Regions from separate parts of the Homo sapiens genome. Here region 2 is linked to region 1. A link is an interaction called in ENCODE POLR2A ChIA-PET data of the cell type or tissue named here. Cell type or tissue: Panc1. All regions are shown on one strand. Each heading gives the region's core, and the rest is flanking DNA. Links, peaks and the distances in the headings are about the cores only.

Region 1 (8,334 bases), core at 326-8,325:
ATAGGGAGGGGATAATTCAAGTGTGAATGATTCAACATTGATGCTAATGCATTTTCAAAGCAAACATATGTCATTTAGAGACAATCTGATGTTTGTGGTTCTCTGTGCACCTCTTACTAGCTTGAGATAATCAAGAGTTGATTGTGTTCTAGCCTTCTGTTAGTCATCTTGCTAATCATAAAGTGTTCTACAAACTCTAGACAGAACAAACAACCCAATTGAAAAATGGGCAAAGAACTTGAGTAGGTGTTTCTCTCAAGAAGATATACAAATGGACAATAAGCAAATGCAAAAAGTCACGATATAACTAATCATTAGGGAAATGCAAACCAAAACCAATGAGATACCAGTTTACACCTATTAGGATGGTTATTATTTTTTTTTAAATAGCAGAAAATAACAAGCAATGACAAGAATTGGCAAGGATTCACAATCTACCGTGTGTGTGGCTGGTGGAAATGTAAAACGGTGCAGCAGCTGTGGAAAACCATGTGGCAGTTCTGCAAATAATGAAACACAGGATTACCATATGATCCAGCAATTCCACTTCTGGGTATTTACCCAAAAGAATTGAAAGCAGGTCAGGTGCGGTGGTTCACACCTGTAATCCCAGCACTATGGGAGGCCAAGGTGGGCGGATCACTTGAGCCCAGCCTGGGTGACAGTGTGAAACCCCGTCTCTACTAAACATACAAAAATTAGCCGGGCATGGTGCTGCACACCTGTAATCCCAGCTACTCGGGAGGCTGAGGCAGGAGAATCTCTTGAACCTGGCAGGCAGAGGTTGCAGTGAGCCAAGATCATGCCACTGTACTCCAGCCTGGGCAACAGAGTTTCTGTCTCAAAAAAAAAAATTGAAAGCAGGCACTTAAACAGTTATTTGCACACTAATGTTCATAACAGCATCATTCACAACAGCTAAGAGGTGAAAGCAACCCAAGTGTCTAGCAACAGATTAATGGATAAGAAAAATGTAGTATATACATACACTGGCATATTATTCAGCCTTAAAAAGAAAGAAAATTCTGGCACATGCTACAACATGGATAAACCTGAAGACATTATGCTAAATGAAAGAAGCCAGTCACAAAAGAACAAATACTCTATGATTTGACTCACATGAGATACTTACAGTAGTCAAATTCCTAGAGACAGAAAGATGGTTGCTGGGGGCTGGGGACCGGGAGTGGTGAGGAGTTTTGATTAATGGATACAAAATTTTAGTTCAGGAAGATTAAAACGTTCTGGAGATGGATGGAGGTGATGATTGCACAACAATATGAAGGTATTTAATGCCACAGAACCATATACTCAAAAATGATTGAAATGGCACATTTTTAGTTGTGTGTATTTAACCACACATTTTTTAAAAAGGAAGTAGGAGACACAGTCCTGGCCTTTGAATTGTTTCTGCTTGTGAGTAGCTCGTGCTTTGTCAGGAGTTAGCTGCATTCTGGGTTTTTTTTTTTTTCACTCTCCAAATTAAAACATAAAATGGAATATGTTAAACTCCTATTTTAAGAAGCAGGCAGCTTCCATTTGGGGGAATGAGAATGTGTATGTTGACTTTGAATTAGAAGAGAAGGAGAGTAACCCAACACATATTTATAGATCTGAACCAGAGTTGTGCTATAATTATTTATCTGAATACAAAGGAGGCTGGGTGTGGTGGCTCACACCTGTAATCCTAGCACTTTGGGAGGCCGAGGCAGGCAGATCACCTGAGGTCAGGAGTTGGAAACCAGCCTGGCCAAAAAGGTGAAACACCGTCTCTGCCAAAAATACAAAAAAATTAGCCAGACGTGGTGGCACATGTCTGTAGTCCCAGCTAATCGGGAGGCTGAGGCAGGAGGACCACTTGAGCCCTATAGAGATGAATGGTGGTTTGCACCAGATTGGAGATGGAGAAAAGCCATCAGAATCTGTTTATATGTTGAAGCTACAGCCAACAGGATTGCCTGACAAATTGGGTGATAGAAAGAGAAATGGCTTAGAATTTGAGACACGTGAGTGAAACAGCCATTTACAGATATGAGGAAGATGGTGGTAGAACAGGTGCAGGAGGGAAGTCCTATTCAGAAACTCTGTTTCTAACATGTACTCAATACGCAAGCAAATGGAGATGCCTAACAGGCAGTCAATAAACTACAGGAGTCAGAAAGAGTTCCAGAGTAGAGTCAAGGAGAGCATCAAGAAAGTGAGTCTAAATAGGGAGCAGGACCTAGGGCTGGGCTGGGCATTCCAGCTTTCAGAGGTCAAGGACAAGAGGAGGAATCCAGGGAGGATACTGCCGAGGAGCAACCAGTGAGCTAGAAAGAAAACCAGAGGTTGTAGAGAACTGGAAGCCAAATGATTTTCAGTAGAACACTGCCTTGCTGTGAAAAAGACTAGAGCCAGCCAAACCCCTGGTGGGGGTTGGGTCAAGGCTGCTGCAAAATGGGCATCCTTGGATTTGCCTTCTTAGCACTCTAAGAGGATTGATAGGCTTCAAGACCATCATCCCCTCAAGATAAATGTCTTTAGTGCTTCCCCCTAGACACTCTGAATTCAATTAGTTTAATTAGAAAACAAGTAAAGAGGAATTATCTTAATATAGCTTTGCTCCTAACAACTCAAAAAAGTCCATTTATTTGGCAGAAATCCAAGTTCCCTCTTTTGTTTATATATTCTGAGATAATGATGTAAATTTTCATTTCTGAGTAAAAAGGTAGACGTCTCTCACCCCGTCAATCATGGTTTTGTTTTAGTTTTAATAATAAATAATAACAATAATAAACACTTCCTGATTTCCTCATTTTTAATGAGGTAGGAGCAGTAATATGCTAGTAATGTTTAAATATCATTTAGTTTTTAAGTTGAGAGGGGGACTGTCTGATTTTTAGTGTTTGTCAATTGCTGTGGTGAAATTACTACCACTGTGGCTGATTTCAAGCTACTAAGATGAATCACTGAACTCAGAACTGGGAAGATGCTAACCATAAGTTCTTACAAGCCAGTAGGGGCTGATTCCAGCACACCAATGCGTAGCAATATTAGCTGTTTGCCAAAAATCCCTGCAAATCTATTGCCAAGGGAATTTTTCCTCTTACCGAGAGGCTACTTGAACTTGCATCAGTTGTAAAAGCAAGCTCAGAACCAAGATAATTGGGTTGGTAAGTGACGGGGGAGTTGTGTGAAGAGTAACTTCATTGTGTTTGTACAACAAATATATTCCTCCACAATTCATGCACTGACTTTCTCTAACTATAAGCGTGGGGCATCTGAGTGTAACAGCCTGAGAGCTCAGCATGGCGGTGCTAATGCCAGAGTGCCCAGTGGACACCCTGGGAGTCTGGGACCCGGCCTCCAGTCCAAGCCCTAGTACAAACATTCTGTCTCACCTTGGGCTAACTGCTTAATTTCTCTGGGCCCACACATTTTTCACATCTAAAATGTTAAAATGGGGGCTAGAAATAAGAGAACAGAACAGATAATCATCAAAGTTCGTTTTCTAAATCTTCAATATACGATCCCCTGAAATAACAGGACACTAAGTGGGAGGGCAGTTTTAAGTGATGCTGTTTCCAAAAATATCATAATTGGGAAACAATGGAAATTCCCAAGGAGGAGACTTCTTGCTAATTGCTGGATGGTCTGCAGAGAGCTGTGGTCCCTATTTTTAAGTGAAAGGAAGGCTTTCAAACAGGGTATTACTGCTGGGAAACAACAGCTCTCAACTGCCCTTCATTTCGTCTTGTGACGAGATGAAATGCTTGCTTCCATATGCCCATCTGCGAGGGCTCTCAATTAAACCCATAATGTCTACATGAGGCCCATCTCTTTGTTGGTTTATGGTCTTTCAGCCACGATTATCTGATGGGGTTATTATTCACTACACTATCCTTATATCAACATTTGCTTCAATCTAGTCTGAAAATACTAGAGAACATCCAGATTGTCATAGTAAGAGGTAAACTACTATACTGGAAATGTCTTTATCATATGTGTCAAGGTCATATATTTATGAAAGTGGCCAAGGATATTCATTGTTAGTTGCCCGCATGTAAAAATGGGGTTCTGGTAGGCACCTCTAAGAACATTTTTCTGATATACCTTGTGGGTTGCTTCAAGTAGCTAATGTTTCATAAATGAGGGAGATCTGGTAGTGAGAGATGAACAAGCATAGTGTATTTTATCTCTGGATGCAATGTCAGTATTTAAAAGAGCTTAGCTAGTGATATTTTTGCAACCATTGCCAGCAACTCGCCCATGATATGCAATATATAATACAATATAGGGGAGAATTCACAGCATCAAAGGCCAATGCTGAAAAATATCTTTTAGATGCTTAAATATATATTGTTCACAAACCACTGAGAGTGATTTGAAACTCAGAACAGAGAAAACTCCCTAAGCTTCATGAGATAGCCTTGGAAAGTTGAATGGCATACTTATTATTATTTTTTTTTAGCAAACCTGTAACCATCTTAAATGACTTAATAAATTATAGGCCATCCACCATACCTTTCTCATCCCCACATCACTCTGAACTATATTATTCTTGTTACCTTTGACTCCCAAATTTTCTTGCTTTAATTTATCTGCTGGTTCTCTTATGGCCACTGGAGAATTAATGGTGCATGTTAATACACATACCGTGTTGGGGGTAGCACACATGGTGGGCAGAAGGAAGCATTCCTGAGTAAAACACCTAGGTTCAGATCCTGGCTCTACTTGAAACCAGCTGTGTGACCTTGGACATGCTACAGAACCTCTCTGTATTTCAGTTTCCTCATCTGTAAAGTAGGGATAATAATAGTGTCTACTGGCCAGGTGCGGTGGCTCAAGCCTGTAATCCCAGCATTTTTGGAGGTTAAGGCAGGAACATTGCTTGAGCCCAGGAGTTAAAGACCAGCCTGGGCAACATGGCGAAAACCCATCTCTACAAAAAAATACAAAAATTAGCTGGATGTGATGGCCTGCACCTGTAGTCCCAGCTTTGCAGGAAGCTGAGGTGGGAGGATACTTGAGCCCAAGAGGTTGAGGCTGCAGTGAGCTGTGATCATGTTACTGCACTCCAGCCTGGGCAACAGAGCCAGACTCTGTCTCTAATAATAATAATAATAGCAGCATCTACATCATAGGATTATCGTAAGAACTAAATTGGGCAATTCATGTAAAATAATACTCAAAAGCTTATGGCATATACCCACTGACATGTACTTAGCATTCAATAAATAGTAGCTCTTGTATGTATTCTTAACTCTTGACAACTGAATTTGTTGAACTTCAGTGTGTGTGTATGGTGTGTGTGCGTGTTTAGTGATTATATGAGTTGTGTTTTGCTCTGGCTAAAACTAAAAGTAAGTTGCCTTTCTTGCACGTGTATCAGCTAGTGGGAGGAGGAGGTCCTCGAATATGGCGTGACACAGGGGGAGTTATTCCAGGATTAAAATACATCTGCTATGGGGAAAATCTACATGCAGACAATCAAGTTTATTTGATACACTTTACGAATTGATATATCATAGGCCTTTCCACAGACATTTTCACCCTAATGTAAAACATCGCTGAGAGGTGAAATGACTAGAGACTGTGGCTGAATGTCCTTAATTCACCGCTCTCCCTCTCCTTCTCCGTCCAGTGCACAGGGATATGCATGTCTCCCCCGTGTTGTAGGTGAGACTGTTCATCCAGAATACTTCCAGAAATTGGACCTTCTCCATACAGCCACGATCAAGGAGTCGCTTTATACTACAACTTCCTCACGTTTGGAAATGTGTGTCTCCCAACCATCCGAAGTTTAATGGGGCTTTAGCTGTGTCTAAGGTTGGCCGCAGGTGGGGGATGGAAGGAGGGGTTTTCTTTGATCCATCTAATGAATTAATGAATTAATCAGAGGTGGGGTTCAGAAGCCAGGCTCCTTACTGTTGCTGAAGCAGGGCTGATTATGAGCTAGCCTAACTGCTGGAAAAATGCAGCTTCATGCTAGAAGAATTAGGGACATGGCCCAGTCCATTCATCTTCCCTAATCGAGTTCTTGGGAAATACACACGTAGATTAGCCCCTAACAATGACCCCCGGCTGATTGCTTGGAGTACCCTCCACCGTGCCCACAATGGTACTGACTAGCTCTTTATGTCCTGCACAAAGGAAGCCCCAACTCCCCCTTGTCCTCCTCTGCCCTGTCTCCCCCACCCCCATCACCACCACCCCTGCCCTCGCCAGTGGCTGTTGAAGTCTTTTCTGCTTTTTTCCCCAGACTCTGAAACAAACAGTAAATAAAAGCTAACCTCACCTGGACTTATTAGGAGGAGCTGGGCAGTTCCAGAGGAATTAACTTTGGAAAACAAGGCCATAAACCCCTTAGCAGCGTGTGGGCAGGAGCTTAAGGAAACGCTGCCAATCTTTGTTTAGCGGTGATTATCGAGATCAATTTAATATTGGGGAAGTTTGCATAAAAAGCATTCTCGGTCAGAGGGGGAACAACAAATACCAATTAATTATCCCCACAGCTGCCCTCTGATCACCACCACCTCAGCACGTCAGCCACCTGGTCTATGTCACTGGCAGTCAGACCTTTTCGGGTGCCACCAGGCCATTTGTGGGCCCTGGAAAGGTGGAGGAGGGGCGGAGGAGGAGGCAAAACCTGGTCTGTCAGGGGACTTTCCAGAGGGTTTGTTAATTTGCCCTGGATGCCGGTACCCAAAGCCCACTCTCTATAGGCTCTGACTTTATTTCTTCTGGGAGCTAAACTGCTTCTACCTCCGCCTCTTAGATGCAGAATCCAGTCTCAGGGAAGGATTAAAGACAGACTGCAGGCTAAGATGGGCTTTGATTCTTTTCAAAAAGATCACACACTACAATAATAATTACAAATGAGCTGCAGGCAGAAAACACTGGACAAGGAGTCAGTGGCCTGAGTTCTAGTCCTGACCCTTCCACTTAATAGCTGTATCACTTTGAGCCTCAGTTTCCTCTTCTGTAAAATGGGGACCAATATGTCTGTCCTGCTCACCTCACAAGGTTGTGAAGATCAGATGACATGAAGAATGTGAGAAGATTCTGAAACCTACAAAGTGACATGTCGAGAGAATTGCTTGAGCCCAGGAGTTCCAGGCTGCAGTGAGCCACCATCATGCCACTGCACTCCAGCCTGGGCAACAGAGAGGGACCCTGTCTCTAAAATAAACAGACAAATAAATAATAAGTAAATAAAGTAATATGTGAACACTGTAAAGTGCTATTAACTTTCATTAATTTTAGCTTTTTTCTTAAAAGATAATTTCTGACTTGAATTAGTTCAATTTCTATCTCCTGCAGTCACATGCTTGCCCTTATTTTAGTTTGCCATTATATAGTTTTATTAAAAGTAGATATGCCCATCATGGGGAATTAACCATTGAATGATCCTTAAGAAATTGACTTGTCCTCCGCAAACATCCTTCTAACACCAATTTAAAGGTTGGGGATCTGAGGATGTGTGTTTTCCCTCTTCCTTTGTCTTGTCTTCCAGACTGGACGTTAAACTCCACCAGGCCAACGGCCCTGGCCTTTCCCAATTTGTTTGATGCCCACGACGTGGCCCTCGACGGTTGCCTTGCCCTCTAAAGGGACGCAGCAAACGCTTGTCTGAACGCAAGCGGGATAAAGAAGACACCCCTGCTGTGGAGATCAGAGCGCCTACTGAAAAGGAGATTTTAGGGATATTGTCCTCTAGGTCCTTGAGCTTTTATAGGAAAGCATTTTAATTCACGGTTCAGGCCACCAGTTCAGGGAAGGCCAAGCGCTCGCCTCGGGTCTCGCCTCAGATTTGAGGGGTGAGACGTTCACAGCGCCATTGTCCATCCGCGCTGCTGGAGGTGAAACACACTCACCCTATCCAATCATCTTTCCAAGTGGCCGATCAGTCACTGTGGGCCACGGAAGCCTCGAGGGGGTCCAAAGGAGAAAGAACTGCAAGCCAATTACTCCTGAACCCTCGGGGAGGCGAGAGGCCTCTTCCCCGGGAGAAGGTCCTTCCCCAGCCAGCTCTGGGCCATCTCCTTGGCCCGGAGTGTTGGAGGGAGGCGGGAGTGCGACACCGCTGCTCATCAGTAAAGGAGCCCGCCCTCCCCGCAGGACAAGGGGCGGGAGCGAGGAACTCCAGGTGGGTCTCCTGCGGGACCTGAGCCCGGCAGCACATCCGACTCGGGGCTCCCAGTCTCCTGCTGGGCGATCGGGCGCTAGAGGTCACCGGACTTGCGGACATAAATGGCCCTGGGGTGGGCGCTGCGGGGAAGGAGGGAGGCTGCCGGCGCTCAAGTCCGAGGGGACTGGGAGGAGTTACAACAGATATAGACGGACAAACTAAAC
Region 2 (8,334 bases), core at 173-8,172, 480 kb after region 1:
GTCCTGGTTCAAGCAGTTCTCCTGCCTCAGCCTCCCCAGTAGCTGGGATTATAGGTGTGTGCCACCAGGCCTAGCTAATTTTTGTATTTTTAGTAAAGACAGGGTTTCACCATGTTGGCCAGGCTGGTCTTGAACTTCTGACCTTGTGATCCACCCGCCTCGGCCTCCCAAAGTGCTGGGATTACAGGCATGAGCCACCATGCCCGGCCTAATTTTTGTATTTTTAGTAGAGACGAGGTTTCATCATGTTGGCTAGGCTGGTCTCGAACACCTGACCTCAGGTAATCTGCCTGCCTCAGCCTCCCAAAGTGCTGGGATTATAGGCATGAGCCACCACACCCGACCTGACATCTCCTTATTTACTAGGCAAATTTCTACCTATTCTTCAAGTCTCAACATAAACTCTAGCTCTATTAAGCTTTCAATGATTCTTTTCAATGATGAGATCCCTCATGCTCCCACCAACCCTTGGTTGGCTTAGTGGACTGCAATCATCTGTGAGGCTCTCTGTTAAACCCCGCGAGTTGACGGAGAGCTCCTCTGTTGCTTTGTTCATTTACATGTTTGTTTTTTGTAGATGGAGTCTTGCTTTTTCGTCCAGGCTGGAGTGCAGTGGTGCGATCTTGGGTCACTGAAACTTCCGCCTCCCAGGCTCAAACGATTCTCCTGCCTCAGCCTCCTGAGTAGCTGGGACTACAGGCGCCCACCACCATGACTGGCTAATTTTTGTATTTTTAGTAGAGACAGTATTTCACCATGTTGGCCAGGCTGGTCTCGAGCTCCTGACCTCAAGTGATCCACCAGCCTTGCCCTCCCAAAGTGCTGGGATTACAGATGTGAGCCACTGCACCCAGCCCGTTTTCATATTTGGGTTGCTAACATTATTACCCTTCTGTAATTAATATTTGCTGACTGAAGGGCAGTAGAGATTATGGGCAGTAGAGATTATGTCCTGTAGATGAGATGTGTGAAGTGTTTGTCCTGCACAATGTCTGGCTTATCCTCCTAAGGTGCCCATTAAATCTTGGGCTTCTCATGTAAAAGGAGTGAACACACAGAGAAAAATGCAGAGTCCTTCTGAGTGAAGCCACCCAAAATGCTAACATACGTCTGAAGAGGGTTTATTTGTAGTGGAAACAAAACAGTAAGACTTTGAAGGCCAGGTGCAGTGGCTCCCACCCGTAATCCCAGCACTTTAGGAAGCTGAGGCAAGGGGGATCACTTGAGTCCAGGAGTTCGAGACCAGCCTGGGCAACATGGCATAACCTTGTCTCTACAAAAATAAAAAAAATTAGCTGGCAGTGGTGGCATCCTCCTATAGTCCCTGCTACTAGGGAGGCTGAGGTGGGAGGATCGCTTGAGCCTGAGAGGTCGAGGCTGCAGTGAGCTGTGATGTGCCACTGCACTTCAGGCTGGGTGACAGAGTGAGATCCTGTCTCAAAAAAAAAAAAAAAGACTTTGGAAAGTACTTGTGAGACATTCAGGTTTTGAGAATTTGGGTTTGGTGAACCTATTAGAGAAGAAAAAATAAGTAGATACCAGTTTCTTGTTGGCACTGGTCCTCACCTGCAGTCTTATTAATTTCCAATGCAGTCTACTTTTGGCAGGCCAAGAAGTTACATCCCTGGGGTGGTTTTTTTTTTTTTTTTTTAACTTAACAGTGGAAAGGACAGGAGACTTGGAGTCAGAAACTCCCAAGTCCCAGCCTTGACTCTGCCACTCTCTGCTAATGTGACCTTAAGATCTTGGTGCCTCAATTATGTCATCCTCAAAATGGGGGTATAACAATGGCAGTCGAGATCTCCTCACGAGGCTGTAGTGACTCATTAATGAGATACCTTAGATGTAGTTGACAGATTTTTTTTTTTTTTTTTGAGATAGAGTCTCTCTTTGTCACCCAGGCTAGAGTGCAGTGGCACAACCTCGGCTCACTGCAACCACTGCCTCCCGAGTTCAAGCGATTCTCCTGCCTCAGCCTCCCGAGTAGCTGGGACTACAGGTGCCCGCCACTACGCCCGGCTAATTTTTGTATTTTTAGTAGAGACGGGGTTTCACCATGTTGGCCAAGCTGGTCTCGAACTCCTGACCTCATGATCCGCCCACCTCGGCCTCCCAAAGTGCTGGGATTACAGGCATGAGCCACTGCGCCCGGCCGACAGATAATTTTTTTTTTTTTTAATTTGCGAATCAGGCAGCCTCCAGAACCAGAATAGGTTCAGAGAGAATCCTGACAGATTATTTGTTTAAAAACATTGTAAAATCATTTAAAAAATGAAATGAGTTTCATACAGCTATAAAATAGATATGTGTCAAGGATTTTATTTAACTCATTAATTAATGGGGGAGCCAGTAAAGCTTTAAAAACCAATTTGAAGGAGACGCTAAACAGCAAGACACATAAATATATAGTCAGTTAGGAACGCTGAGTGAGTACCTTTATTAATAGAGGCAAAACTGGCTTCAGAGGTGGTGGTGGTAGCAGGTTGGGATCAATTGCACCTCAACTGGACAAAATTCATTTGCATGTCTGTGCAGGAATCATTACTATCAGTTTTGTAAACTCACAGGGTTGAAAAACAGCTCCTACAGCTGAGAAAGCAATGTGCAAATTGTAGTTTTCTTAATTCCTAGGCAATGTGTGGCACACACAGTGCTCGTGGAAGGAGGCTGCCCGGCCTATTAAACCTTAAAAATCACTTTTTTTTTTTTTTTTTTTTTTGAGACGGAGTCTCGGTCTGTCGCTCAGGCTGGAGTGCAGTGGCGCGATCTCGGCTCACTGCAAGCTCTGCCTCCTGGGTTCACGCCATTCTCCTGCCTCAGCCTCCCGAGTAGCTGGGACTACAGGAGCCCGCCACCGCGCCCAGCTAATTTTTTTGTATTTTTAGTAGAGACGGGGTTTCACCGTGGTCTCGATCTCCTGACCTCGTGACCTGCCCACCTCGGCCTCCCAAGGTGCTGGGATTACAGGCGTGAGCCACCGTGCCCGGCCACCTTTTTGTTTTTGAGACAGGGTCTCACTCTGTTACCCAGGCTGGAGTGCAGTGGCACCATCAGGGCTCACTGCAGCCTCGACCTCCTGTGCTCAAGCAATCCTCTTGCCTCAGCCTCCTAAGTAGTTGGTACAATAGGCACGTGCCACCACATCTGGCTAATTTTTAAATTTTTAGCCGAGATGGGGTCTCACTATGCTGCTCAGGCTGCTCTTGAACTCCTGGCCTCAAGTGATCTTCCTGCCTCGGCCTCCCAAAGTGTTGGGATTACAGGCATGAGCTATCACACCTGGCCCCATCTTATCTTTTGTGTTTTGTTTTTAATCTCCAAGACTGTTTATTGTCTTTTTTTCTTTTTTTTTTTTTTTCTGTTTTCTCTTTATTTTTTATTTTGAGATGTAGTCTCGCTCTGTTGCCCAGGCTGGAGTGCAGTGGTGTGATCTCAGCTCACTGCAACGTTGGCCTCCCAGGTTCAAGCAATTCTCCTGCCTCAGCCTCCCGAGTAGCTGGGATTACAGGTGCGTACCACCACGCCCGGCTAAGTTTTGTATTTTTAGTAGAGACGGGGTTTCACCATGTTGGCCAGGCTGGTCTCAAACTCGTGACCTCAGGTGATCCACCTGCCTCAGCCTCCCAAAGTGCTGGGATTACAGGTGTGAGTCACTGCAACTGGCCTATTGTTGTTTTTAAAAGACCTATGCTAAATTCTAGTTTTCAAGAAAGTAAAATCCTGACTCATGGAAATATAAAATGAACATGTATCAAAGATTTTAATTCATTGGTGAATGTGGAAACCAGTAAGCTGCTAAAATTGGTTCAAATGAGAATTTAATTTACAGAGTTTTTTTTCTGTAAAGACATGATTCTTTTGCATTGCTATGATCAGGAATCTGTGCATTCCGATGGACAAGGAAAATTTATGTTGTCAGTTTTCTACAACTTTATCCCTACAGAATTGTTAAATAGCTTAGCCAATCACAAACAACCCAAGACACATGCCTCTGGAGTCAGATCATTCCTGGAAGGCCCTCTAGAAACACCCAGCACTCTACTACCACAAGGTCACCAGGATTCTCTTGCCCATTTGCAAGTCTTTGGCAGGTTTTCCTGACCAGTAGGTGGGTACCACTGCCCCATGGACAGTCCTGTCTTTGCCTGCCTTTGTTGGCCTCCTCTCCTTTTCTTCTTTCTTGAGACAGTTTTGCTCTTCTTGCCCAGGCTGGAGTGCAATGGCGTGATGTCAGCTCACTGCAACCTCTGCCTCCTGGGTTCAAGCAACTCTCCTGCCTCAGCCTCCCAAGTAGCTGGGACTACAGTCATATGCCACTATGCCCAGCTAATTTTTTTTTTTTTTTTTGAGATGGAGTTTCGCTTTTGTTGCCCAGGCTGGAGTGCAATGGCACGATCTCGGCTCACTGCAACCTCTGCCTCCCAGGTTCAAGTGATTCTTCTGCCTCAGCCTCCCGAGCAGCTAGGATTACAGGCACTCGCCACCACGCCCGGCTAATGTTTTATATTTTTAGTAGAGTTGGGGGTTTCACGATGTTGGGCAGGCTGGTCTAATTTTGTATTTTTAATAGAGATGGGGTTTCACCATGTTGTCCAGGCTGGTCTCAAACTCCTGACCTCAGGTGATCTGCCCGCCTTGGCCTCCCTAACTGCTGGGATTACAGGCGTGAGCCACCACGCCCAGCCTTCCTTTTCTTCTTGACAGGCCCATCGCACCTTTATCCCACTCCTCCCATCCCAGCGTCTTCTCCATTGGACGAGATCCTAAGCCATTTCCACCAGCCTTAGAGAAAGAGGTGACCCTTTGTTGGGATTCAGGACATTCTACCCTCAAATATTTTAAGCTGAAATAATGTGTGGGCCGGTTGCGGTGGTGTGTGCCTGTAATCCCTGTGCTTTGGGAGGCTAAGGTGGGAGAATTGCTTGAGGCCAGGAGTTTAAGACTAGCCTGGGCAACATAGTGAGATGCCCATCTTTACAAAAAATTTAAAAATTAGCTGGGCACAGTGGTGCATCTGTAGCTCCAGCTGCCCGGGAAGCTGCAGTGGGAGGATGGGTTGAGCCCAGGAGCTTGGGACAGCAGAGAGCCATGATGGTGCCACTGCACTCCAGCCTGGGCAACAGAGTAAGACCTTATCTCTAAAAAAAATAAGTTAATTTTAAAAAAAGAGTTTGTGCAGGAAGATCTGACTTTCTCTGCTTTTTCCCTGAAGCAGGTTATAACACTTAGGAAGGATTTTCTAACCTTTCCCTGAAGCAGGTCATGAAATCCTCATGTAACAGATACCCTCCTTCTACCCAGAGAACAAGAGCGTCTTCATCTCTGAAGACCCAGGGAGGCAGAGAATCTGAACAAGCTTGCCAAGCCTCCCCCAGTTTATTGCCATTAGATCACAGTTTTTTGCTACCTCATATTTCTCCACTAGTATACCCTTCATCAAATCTAGCATTAAAATACTCAGGTTTAACTGTTTCGTTGGGTTTTCATTTTCTTTTTTTTGAGACGGAGTCTCGCTGTTGCCAGGCTGGAGTGCAGTGGCACGATCTCGACTCACTGCAACCTCTGCCTCTCGGGTTCAAGCGATTCTCCTGCCTCAGCCTCCCGAGTAGCTGGGACTACAGGCGCGTGCCACCACACCCGGCTACTTTTTGTATTTTTAGTAGAGATGGGGTTTCACCATGTTGGCCAGGCTGGTCTCGAACTCCTGACCTCATGATCCCCCCACCTTGGCCACCCAAAGTGTTGGGATTACAGGCGTGAGCCACTGCGCCTGGCCTGGATTTTTGTTTTCTTTTGAAGGCTTCATGCCATGGTAAAGTTACATTAAATACATTTGTATGCTTTTCTCTTTTGTTATAGGGGCTGCTGCCATGAATGTAAGATGGTAGAGGAAAATACATTTTTCCTCCCCTCCACTTGCTTCTTCAAACCATTCTTTTCAAGACCATGCTCCTTTAATTAACATCCCTCTCTTCTGTTTTTCCAACTGCTCCCGTCCTTTATCGCCACTGGCTTCTGTTCCATGCTTAGAAACATCTTTAAATCCCCTTTAACTTAAAAACAAACAAAAATATGAAACCACCCACCTCTATTTGTGCAGGAAGGCAAAGGACAGAAAAAACCCTTGACTTTTTGATGGCAAATAGCAGAGATAAACAAACTTTTTCCTTAAAGTGCCAGGTAATAAATCTTTTAGGCTTTGTGGGCCACATATGGTCTCTGTTGCATTTTCATTTTTTCTTTACAAGCTGTAAAAAATGGAAAAGCCATTCCTAACTTGTGGATAGTACAAAAACAGGCTGCAGGCCAGATTTGCCTGCAGGCTATAGCGTGCTGATTCCTCGTTTGCAGAAGCAAGCATTTATTTATTTGAGGCAGAGTCTCACTCTGTCGCCCAGGCTGGAGTGCAGTGCAGTGATCCCGGCTCACTGCAATCTCCGCCTCCGGGTTCAAGCAATTCTTCTGCCTCAGCCTCCCGAGTAGCTAGGACTACAGGCACACACCACCATGCCTGGCTAATTTTTGTATTTTTAGTAGAGGCGGGGTTTTACCATGTTGGCCAGGCTGGTCTCGAACTCCTGGCCTCAAGTGATTCGTCCACCTCGGCCTTCCAAAGTGTTGGGATTAGTCATGAGCCACCATTCCTGGCCAATTTTTCTTTATGCTTCTGAGGTATGTTACAGTAGTCATTCCTTGGATGTTGGACATGGCTTGTACTTGCTTGGCTGGTGGAATGTTAGCAATGGTGACATGAGAGGAACGTGCTTTGGGGACTTGCCAGTCCAGGAAGGATGAGGGACATATGAAACACACCTGGATGCAAACTCCAGCTTGGAACCAAGCCTGGCTGGGCCCAGCTTAGATCCACCAAACCTTAGCCAACTGTGATGTTGTGCAATACAAATGGCTGACTGCTTAGTAATAAACTAAGCAGGAGAACTCAGTAACTGCAGTTATTTCTGTCTTGCTCATCAAAGCCTTAGACTAGAGTTTCTCAAAGTGTGATCAGTTATCTCAAGTGGCTGCCAAATGTCACTTTCCTGGGCCTTAACCTGAGAGGGACTAACTTGGAAAATCTGGGGAGAAGACTTAATAAAGTTTATTATTACTAATGGGGGAGTTTGAGAATGTGCCTCAGATCTTTTTTTCTAAGAGTTATTTGATTCAGGTTGGTAATAGCTACTTTAGCAACCATGTGATCCATGGTGCCTACCATGCAGGCACCAGGTGCTTTGCATAGATATGGATTTTATTTTTATTTTTAATTTTATTTATTTTTTGAGATTGAGTCTCGTTCTTTTGCCCAGGCTGGAGGGCAGTGGCACAATCTCGGCTCACTGCAACCTCCGCCTGCCAGGTTCAAGCGATTCTCATGCCTCAGCCTCCCGAGTGCTGGGATTACAGGCGTGCACCACCACGCCCAGCTAATTTTTTTGTACTTTTAGTAGAGACGGGGTTTCACCATGTTGGCCAGGCTGGTCTTGAACTCCTGGTCAAGTGATTCACCTGCTTTGGCCTCCCAAAGTGCTGGGATTACAGGCATGAGCCACCATGCCTAGCCTGATTTTATTTTATTTATTTATTTTTGAGATGGAGTCTCGCTCTGTTGCCCAGGCTGGAGGGCAGCGGCACGATCTCGGCTCACTGCAACCTCCGCCTCCCGGGTTCAAGCAATTCTCCTGGCTCAGCCTCCCGAGTAGCTGGGATTACAGGTGCCTGCCACCACGTCCAGCTAATTTTTGTATTTTTAGTAGAGATGGGATTTCACCATGTTGGCCAGGCTGGTCTTGAACCCCTGACCTCGTGATCTGCCTGCCTCGGCCTCCCAAAGCTGATTTTATTTTTAAACTTCTTAACAACAACTCCATGAACAGGTGTGACTATCCCCATTTCACAGCTGAGTACACAGAGGCTTAGAGAGGTTAAATAACTTACCTAGGATCACGAGAAGCAAGGACGAGGGTCAGATGTACCCCGTGATTCTTCTTCTATACCTGCTACCTGCTGGCATACCTAATTTGGTTTACAGCTTTCGTTCTTACCAGGGTTAAATAATTATGCAAATCAACTTCTGCAGCCAGTCCTAGCCAAAGAGCCTAGGAAAGTGAAAGAGAAAACCGAACAAGGGGAAGGGAGAGGACAATGATTCCGGGAAGCTCTGCTGGGGACTGGTGGTAAGTGGCAAGGCCTGTTAGACTCCTTCAGGGTTGATAGGCTATTTCTGGTTCCTGGGCACATATAAGAAGGAGGGAGGGGGGAAGGACCAGCAGGGACAGCAAGGCCGGGACAGAGGGGTTGAGTGGTCACATTTTTTTTTTGAGATGGAGTTTTGCT

What was found. Peaks named below come from ENCODE experiments on the same cell type or tissue, not always from the same donor. Only the 100,000 strongest peaks of a DNase experiment are listed, where the experiment ranks them.
Region 2: POLR2A ChIA-PET joins it to region 1 with 12 read pairs; 3 of 35 experiments call an interaction of 5 or more read pairs at or near these places.

Annotation. Positions count from the first base shown.
Region 1 is chr18:59,274,024-59,282,357 of GRCh38, reverse strand. No RefSeq gene overlaps it. Among named protein-coding and RNA genes, the nearest start is that of RAX, 4.7 kb to the right of the region's middle. In Panc1, for the core only: no CTCF peak of the experiment used is centred there; no DNase peak of the experiment used is centred there.
Region 2 is chr18:58,792,075-58,800,408 of GRCh38, reverse strand. No RefSeq gene overlaps it. Among named protein-coding and RNA genes, the nearest start is that of LINC01926, 18 kb to the left of the region's middle. In Panc1, for the core only: no CTCF peak of the experiment used is centred there; no DNase peak of the experiment used is centred there; H3K27ac peaks cover 6,130 bases.